2 separate regions of the Homo sapiens genome follow, and region 1 is linked to region 2. A link is an interaction called in ENCODE POLR2A ChIA-PET data of the cell type or tissue named here. Cell type or tissue: Caco-2. All regions are shown on one strand. Each heading gives the region's core, and the rest is flanking DNA. Links, peaks and the distances in the headings are about the cores only.

Region 1 (4,381 bases), core at 302-4,301, 500 kb after region 2:
CCTGCCAGTCAGGGTCAGCCCCACTGCTCTCCAGGCTGCTCATCTGCAGCACCAGGGGCTCGAGGCGCAGGCGGCGGGAGTGTCCGTGCTGGAAGCGGGCTGCCCGCTTCTGCTTCTTCAGCTCTCGCTCCGGGTCCTCACACTCCAGCGCCGCCATCTTCTTTCGACTGCGCTTGGTGGGCGCCAGATCGTGCCTAGGAAGGGATGAGGGGCAGTGAGCGCGACAGGCGTCTCCAGCCCCCCTTCAGCCTCGCCCCTTTGGCAGCTGGCTGTCCACCTGTCCGGCCCTCCTCCTCCTTCTCCCATGGGTCCCCAGTACCCTCCTCCACCCTGGCCCGTGTGTCGAGCCCTCACACAGTCTCACCTCTTCCCACGCTGCGCCCTGCCTCGGCCCCGATCCATATGGGCCCCTCGACCGCCCCGGCCCTTAGGGGGCGGGTTCCTGCGGCCCACAGGGTGACACTCATTCCCTGAGTAGGAGCTGTCGGAGTCTGAGTGGGAGTCACTGCAGGAAGAAGCAGGAGGGTCAGGCCTGAAACGCCTCCCCCTCCCTCACACACAGCCCCAGCCGGGAGCCTCAGTACCTTCTGCGGAAGTGGCGCGTCGGGGACCTGGAGGAGGAGCGGGAGCGGGAGTCTGTGCTGGAAGAAGAGCTGTTGTCCTTCATGAAGACGTTGCGGTTGCCAAACTTGGTGAAGCTGTTGCCCCGGGCTCGACCGGCACCCCCAGCCCCGGGCGTCCCTCGCTGGGACGGGGCACCCCCGCCCCTTGTCGCCGAGCCTGCCCCTCTAGGAGGGTGAAGGCTGCTAGCGGCCTCCCACCGCTTCTTCTTAGGGCTCTCAGCCACAGGCTCCCGGGTCAGCCTGAGAATACAGCAGGGCAGGGCGTCACCAACCCCGCCAGACACTGGCAGGACAGCCGCCACCACCTCCCTCAAGGTACCGACCCGCCTCCGAAAGGAAAGGCACTTACCCCAGGCGGCTCAGCTACTACAGTGCAGAAATGAGACGCGAACCCAGGTTTTCCGTCTCCAGAGGGTGCGCTTAACCACTGAGCAATGCACGCCTCTCCAGCACCCATGGTCCCCACCCCACCCCACCGGCCTCCCTCCAACCAGGACTTCATCCCCCCAGGATCCAACTTTCCAGTTCATTTCTCTTTGGAGCTCCTGGTACCTGGGACCCGCAACTCTCCTACCTCCATACCCAGCCCATGCCTCTCACAGCACCACCCTCCCACCTATGTCCCCCACCCAGACTAACCCCGGCAAGGGCTCCCGGCTCCAGTCAATGGTATAGGCCGAGCCGTCCTGCAGCCGCGCCTGCAGCACCTCCTTGAGCAGCTTTTCCGTGCGGTCCTTGTCCTCCTCCGACTCACAGGCGGTGAAGCAGCGCTCCACATACTCTTTCATGTCCTGGGGCCAGTCATCCGGCTTCCCAGACAGGTTCCCCCGGGCAGAGGACCCGCTGCGGGAGGACAGATGAGGGGCTCAGCTGGAGACGATCCCAAACTCAAAAGACCATCCCCACCGCCACTCTGAGCTGACACAGCGGGACGCAGTCCCCAAGTTTTCCTTCTGTCTCCTTCAGTGCTCACAGCAACCCCCAAGAGAGGGTCCTTCTGCCCTTTTCAGAGGCGCACACTGAGGCTCAGGGTGGGCAGCTGGCCAGTGGGACTGGACCATAGACGCTGAGTGCAGAGTGTGGGGCTGCGACGGGGCAAGGGGGCAGACGTCACCTGTGGTTCTGAACTTTCTCAGGGTTGGGCTGGGGGCCAAAACCACTGTGCTGGCCCTCTGCGTTGGAGCCAAAGCTCTGGGTGGTAACAGCAAAGGGTCGCTTCTGGATGTTGAACTTGAGACCTCCAGTCCCAGGGGCGGCTGTGAGGGCAGCGAAAGCTATGGTTAGGCCCTTCCCCGGCACATCCAGGGGTCCCCAGGGGACGGGAGGAAGTGGAAATGCAGGGAGGAGCGCTCAGGTTCTAGAGGAGGGCTCCAGCACACATGTGCCTGGTCCAGAGCAGCCCCACCCCCAGCCTGGCGATCACAACACCCAGAAACAAGGAGCAGCACACACCACGGGCCTCACACCCAGGAGCTCTTATGAGGGCCCAACCGCTCGGACCTCCACGTAGCTCTGCCAACTTACGTTTCATGCGGTTCCACAGCTGTTGGCCCTTCTTGGGCTTGGCAGGTTCGGTGTAGGTGTGTGGCCCATAGGCCTGGCCCGTGGCGGGCCCCGCCTGGCTGTGCTGTGTGGCTGGAGCTGTCCCAGGCTGAGGGCCACTGTTCAGCGTGTGAGCCCCATGTGGGGGATTTGAGGGCTGAGGGGGCTGAGCCGACGGCAGCTGCTGAGGGGGAGCCTGGTAGGACATGCTCTCATCCATGCCGGGGACTGGGGGCTGCAGAAGGAAGCAGGCGCTGAGCACGGGAGGCAGATTCTGGGGCTGGCGAGTGGCACTCAGCCCTCGCTGTGAGGACGCAGTGGTCACAGCACTCAGCACTCAACCCTCCCGTGACCTTCCCAAATGTGAGTTCATTCGAGTCCTCAGTAACTCTGTGAGGTTAACATTTGTTAACAGCCCTTTTCACAGCTGACAAGGCTCCAGCTCAGAGACTAAGCGACTTCCCAGGGCCCTAAGCTATGAAGCGGCAGCTGGCAGCGTTTCAATGCTGGAGTAACAGCCACCGACAACACACCCACTCCAGCGCTACCATCTGAGCACAAGACACCCATGAGCACACACACTCATGGAGCCCAAGGATGAGGCTACCATCCTTCCCGCTTTCGAGAGCTGACCGAGATGCGTAATTACACCAGGGGTGGGACAGCTGGGATTCAAACCCAGGTCTACCTGCCTCCTGTGCACTAGCCCGGCCATTCCTCCAAGCTGCACATTCAATGCAAAACCCAGCCGGTGTGTGCACGCCTGTGGGTGACCATGCTAGGGAAAAAGATGAGATGTCTTTCAACATCTCAGCCCTGGCCTTGGCTCAGCCTTAAACCCACCCCAGGTTCAAACACTATGCTCTGTCCTCCTCATTTTCAGATCAGGAGTTGCTTGGAAGGAAAAAAGCAGCTTAAGGAGTACAAGCCATTCCTCATTGACAGCTCATTCAAAAATCTACACTTCCTCTGCTTGAGCAGGGTATGGGAGCTGGGCTAGGATGTTACCTGGTTCAGAGTCCCTTGGTGTTGGGGTGCGGATGGCTGCTGGGGTGTGGCTGAGCCATAGGAGCCGGCCATCCCATACTGGGAAGGGGAGCCATAGCTCTGGTACATGCTCTGCAAAGGCGCAGGGAGGGAGGGTTTAGTGGGAGGCCTACCCTTTCCGCTTCCCCAGCCTGCTCAGGAACTACACCAGCCATGACCCTCTACCAATCCCTCACCCCTTTCTCTCTTCACTATATTAATGCACCACATCCTCTCATATATTAGGAAAAGAAAAACCTCTATCAATCCCACATCTCACTTAGCTAGTTCTCGGAAGAATATAATCAACGATACTGAGTGCCAACTCTTCTAAGCACTACGACAGAACAAAAGGAAAACCCATGCTGTAATGAAGCTTGTGCTGGAATTACATGTCCGGCTGGAGACATCAACATGTAATACATCCAGCAATAAGGATCATGAAACAATAAGATGGCAAAGAAAGGGAGAGGGACAGGCTGCGAGGCAGGAATGCTACTTTCAATCAGTGTGTCAGGTAGAGGCTCTCTGAAGGCGGCATCTGAGCAGAGACCTCCAAGAGGCGGCAACACAGGGAGCACTGCAGCCAGGGCAAAGCGAGAGCGGGCCTGGCGGGTGCGGGCATCAAGGAGGTCTCTGCTTCGATGGCCATGGCAGAATGAGCATGAGGAGAGAAGGGACCAGAACCGGGTATGTAGGACCTTGTGGCTCATGGCGGGGACCTAGGAATTTACCTCCTGGGCAAGTTAGAGGGTTTCTGAGCAGTTATCACTGCGATCTCCAGTCCATCCACCACCCAGCCCCATCCCGGCAGACTCCACTTCACCTCGCCCCGACCCAGCAGACTCCACCTCGCCCTGCCCCGCCCCACTGGCTGGGCACTCACCATGGGATAGTAGTAGCTGTAGGGGTAGGCATAGTTGTACTGCTGGTACCACTGGTAGTACTGCTGCTGCTGCAAAGCTGAGGCTTCTGCCTGGGACACGTACTGTGGAAGCAGAGGCACATGTGCCGTCAGCAGCCCAAATCCACAGGCACACGGCCCCCAAAGGGCAAGCCTGTTTACTGGTGGCCAATTGCCAAGGGATGAAACTGGGTCCATGTATCTGCAAAGTGAGCCACTGTCTCTACCATGAGACTCACGCACGTTAGAGACCAGGGGCATGGGCATGGCCTCCCTCTTCAGAACC
Region 2 (4,381 bases), core at 233-4,232:
TCTTGTCGCCCAGGCTGGAGTGCAGTGGCGTGATCTTGGCTCACTGAAACCTCTGCCTTGAATCACTTCAGTTCAAGTGATTCTCCTGCCTCAGCCTCCTGAGTAGCTGGGATTACAGGTGCCTGCCATCACGTCTGGCTAATTTTTGTATTTTTAGTAAGAGATGGGGTTTCACCATGTTGGCCAGGCTGATCTTGACCTCCTGAGCTCAGGTGATATGCCCGCCTCGGCCTCCCAAAGTGTTGGGATTACAGGCGTAAGCCACCACGTCCGGCCTCGGTTGCCCTTTTTTTTTTTTTTTTTTTTTTTTGAGACGGAGTCTCGCTCTTTCACCAGGCCAGAGTGCAGTGGCACTATCTCGGCTCACTGCAAGCTCCGCCTCCTGGGTTCAGGCCATTCTCCTGCCTCAGCCTCCCGAGTAGCTGGGACTACAGGCGCCCGCCACCGCACCCAGCTAATTAGTTGTATTTTTTTTTAGTAGAGATGGGATTTCACCGTGTTAGCCAGGATGGTCTCAATCTCCTGACCTCATGATCCACCCGCCTCGGCCTCCCAAAGTGCTGGGATTACAGGCGTGACCACCGCGCCCGGCCGGTTGCCCATTTTTATGGTTATTTCTATGGATATGCTAAACAAGGGGTGGATTATTCATGCCTCCCCTTTTTAGACAGCATAGGGTAACTTCCTGACATTGCCATGGCATTTGTAAACTGTCATGGGGCTGCTGGGAGTGGAGCGGTGAGGACAACCAGAGGTTACTCTCGTCACTATCTTGGTTTTGATGGAGTTTGACTGGATGCTTTATTTATTTTTATTTATTTTTTATTTTTTTGAGACGGAGTCTCGCTCTGTCACCCAGGCTGGAGTGCAGTGGCGCGATCTCCGCTCACTGCAAGCTCCATCACCCGGGTTCACGCCGTTCTCCTGCCTCAGCCTCCCGAGTAGCTGGGACTACAGGCGCCCGCCACCACGCCCAGCTAATTTTTTGTATTTTTTTTTTTTAGTAGAGATGGTTTCACCGTGTTAGCCAGGATGGTCTCAATCTCCTGACCGTGTGATCCACCCGCCTCAGCCCCCGAAAGTGCTGGGATTACAGGTGTGAGCCACCGCGCCCGGCCTGGCTGGATTCTTTATTGCTAAGGGAGGAGACCACCCCTCATATTGTCTTATGCCCAATTTCCACCTCCAAAGAAAGAAAAAGTAAAAACTAAAAGGCAGAAATGAAATCCACAAGCAGACAGCCCCGCGCCCCAGGAATGAAATCCACAAGCAGACAGCCCCGCGGCCCAGGAATGAAATCCACAAGCAGACAGCCCGGCGCCACACCCTGGGCCTGGTAGTTAAAGATTGACCCCTGACCTAATCGGTTATCTATAGATTACAGACATTGTATAGAAAAGCACTGTGAAAATCCCTATCCTGTTTTGTTTGGATCTGATTACCAGTGCATGCAGCCCCCAGTCACGTACCCCCTGCTTGCTCAGTCGATCACGACCCTCTCACGCACACCCCCTTAGAGTTGTGAGCCCTTAAAAGGGACAGGAATTGCTCACTTGGGGATCTCGGCTCTTGAGACGGGAGTCTTGCCGATGCCCCTGGCCGGATAAACCCCTTTCTTCTTTAACTCGGTGTCTGAGGAGTTTTGTCTGTGGCTGGTCCTGCTACATTGCTACCTGTGTTATCAGCAAGGTCCTTATGACCTGTATCTTGTGCTGACTTATCTCATCCTGTGACTTAGAATGCTTTTTTTTTTCTTTTTACTGCAACCTCCGCCTCCCCGGCTCAAGCGATTCTCCTGCCTCAGCCTCGCAAGTAGGTGGGATTACAGGCACGAGCCACCACGCCTGACTAATTTTTGTATTTTCAGTAGAGACGGGGTTTCACCGTGTTGGCCAGGCTGGTCTCAAACTCTACTTCGGGTAATCCACCCGCCTCGGCCTCCCAAAGTGCTGGGCCACCGTGCCTGTCATTTTTGTTTTTTTTGGAGAATGCCTTAACTGTCTGGGAATGCAGCCCGGTAGGTCTCAGCCTTATTTTAGTCAGCTCCTATTCAAGATGGAGTTGCCCTGGTTACACGCCTCTGACAGTAGGTCCGTTGCCCAATGCACGCTGTGAGTCAATTTGCCGGGTCACTGTGTTGCAGAAGAGAAGGAAGTTTAATCACAGGGCTGAGGAATGAGGAGATGGGAGGAAACCTCCAATCCATCTCCCCCAGAAGTTTGGGTCTAGGGTTTTTTTTTTTTTTGAGATGGAGTTTTGCTTTGTCACCCAGGCTGGAGTGCAGTGGCAGGATCTTTGCTCACTGCAACCTCCGCCTCCCAGGTTCAAGTAATTCTCTTGCCTCAGCCTCCTGAGTAGCTGGGGTTACAGGCACCCGCTACCACGCCCGACTAATTTTTTGTGTTTTTAGTAGAAACGGGGTTTCACTATGTTGGCCAGGCTGGTCTTGAACTCTTGACCTCAGGTGATTCACCTGCCTTGGCCTCCCAAAGTGCTGGAGTTACAGGTGTGAGCCTCTGCACCCGGCCGGGGCTAGGGTTTTTAAGTGTTTTGGTGTGGGCCAGAGTGTGGCCATGCTGACTGCTGGCGGAGACAGGGGCATGAAGACGCAGTGTTCTCATGCTGATCCCATTCCTCACTGGGGTCTTCAAACTGGTTAGTGTCAGCTATTTGGCTGGAATTCAAGGTCTGAAAAACATCTGAAACCATCCTTAAACAAAAGCCTTATAATTCTAATGTCCCAGAGTTTATCTGTAGGAACCGTGCAGATACAAATTTGTCTAATGGGGCCGGGCGCGGTGGCTCACGCCTGTAATCCCAGCACTTTGGGAGGCCTAGGCGGGAGGATCACGAGGTCAGGAGATCGAGACCATCCTGGCTAACATGGTGAAACCGCGTCTCTACTAAAAATACAAAAAAAATTAGCCAGGCATGGTTGCAGGCACCTGTAGTCCCAGCTATTCGGGAGGCTGAGGCAGGAGAATTGTGTGAACCCGGGAGGCGGAGCTTGCAGTGAGCAGAGATTGCGCCACTGCCCTCCAGCCTGGGCGACAGAGCGAGACTCCGTCTCAAAAAAAAAAAAAAATTCGTCTAATGACCCTGCTGTCAGAAATCCTATCTACAGCAATGATGAGGAGGCAAAAGTGCAGTGTCTAGAGCCACGTGATACACAGCAGCCAGGATGTGGGCCAGAGTGCAGCCTGATTCACATTTTTTCATTTTTATTTTTTTTACTAAAAGTGGGTTTTCATTTTTTGTTTTGTTTTTGTTTTTGTTTTTTGTTTTTTGAGATGGAGTCTCACTCTGTTGCACCCAGGCTGGAGTGCAGTCGTGCGACCTCGGCTCACTGCAACCTCTGCCTCTGCCTCCCGGGTTCAAACAATTCTGCCTCAGCCTCTCGAGTAGCTGGGATTACAGGCGTTGAACTACCATGCCCCGCTAATTTTTGTATTTTTGTAGAGACGCAGTTTCACCATGCTGGCTGGGCTGGTCTCAAACTCCTGACCTTAAGTGATCCATCTGCCTCAGCCTCCCAAAGTGCTGGGATTACAGGCCTGAGCCACTGTGCCTGGTCTACAAAGGATATTTTTGTGGGGAAAAGAAAGAGAGATCAGATTGTAACTGTGTCTGTGTAGAAAGAAGTAGACACAGGAGACTTCATTTTGTTCTGTACTAAGACAAATTCTTCTGCCTTGAGATGCTGTTAATCTATGACCTTACCCCCAACCCTGTGCTCTCTGAAACATGTGCTGTGTCCACTCAGGGTTAAATGGATTAAGGGCTGTGCAAGATGTGCTTTGTTAAACAAATGCTTGAAGGCAGCATGCTCCTTAAGAGTCATCACCACTCCCTAATCTCAAGTACCCAGGGACACAAACACTGCGGAAGGCCGCAGGGACCTCTGCCTAGGAAAGCCAGGTATTGTCCAGGGTTTCTCCCCATGTGATAGCCTGAAATATGGTCTCATGGGAAGGGAAAGACCTGACCGTCCCTCAGCCCGACACCAGTAAAGGGTCTGTGCTGAGGCGGATTAGTAAAAGAGGAAGGAACACCTCTTTGCAGTTGAGACAAGAGGAAGGCATCTGTCTCCTGCTCGTCCCTGGGCAATGGAATGTATGGGTGTAAACCCCGATTGTATATTCCATATACTGAGATAGGGGAAAACCGCCTTAGGGCTGGAGGTGGGACATGCGGGCAGCAATACTGCTCCGTAAGGCATTGAGATGTTTATGTGTATGCATATCTAAAGCACAGCACTTAGTTCTTTACCTTGTCTATGATGCAGAGACCTTTGTTAACGTGTTTATCTGCTGACCTTCCCTCCACTATTATCCTATGACCCTGCCACATCCCCCTCTCTGAGAAACACCCCAAAATGATC

Evidence for each region. ChIA-PET counts read pairs that join two places held together with the same protein. Peaks named below come from ENCODE experiments on the same cell type or tissue, not always from the same donor. Only the 100,000 strongest peaks of a DNase experiment are listed, where the experiment ranks them.
Region 1: POLR2A ChIA-PET joins it to region 2 with 5 read pairs; 2 of 35 experiments call an interaction of 5 or more read pairs at or near these places.

What each region holds. Positions count from the first base shown.
Region 1 is chr19:54,452,449-54,456,829 of GRCh38, reverse strand. LENG8 (leukocyte receptor cluster member 8) reads right to left here. Exons shown (of 16, transcript NM_052925.4): 4 at 4,078-4,179; 5 at 3,174-3,284; 6 at 2,148-2,400; 7 at 1,738-1,879; 8 at 1,263-1,466; 9 at 585-863; 10 at 365-505; 11 at 1-194. Among named protein-coding and RNA genes, the nearest start is that of LENG8, 5.4 kb to the right of the region's middle. In Caco-2, for the core only: no CTCF peak of the experiment used is centred there; no DNase peak of the experiment used is centred there.
Region 2 is chr19:54,950,458-54,954,838 of GRCh38, reverse strand. It overlaps a transcript of NLRP7 not described here. Among named protein-coding and RNA genes, the nearest start is that of NLRP7, 5.1 kb to the right of the region's middle. RefSeq lists enhancers at 2,147-2,836, 3,527-4,217. In Caco-2, for the core only: no CTCF peak of the experiment used is centred there; DNase peaks (open chromatin) are centred at 1,291, 1,624 and 2,048.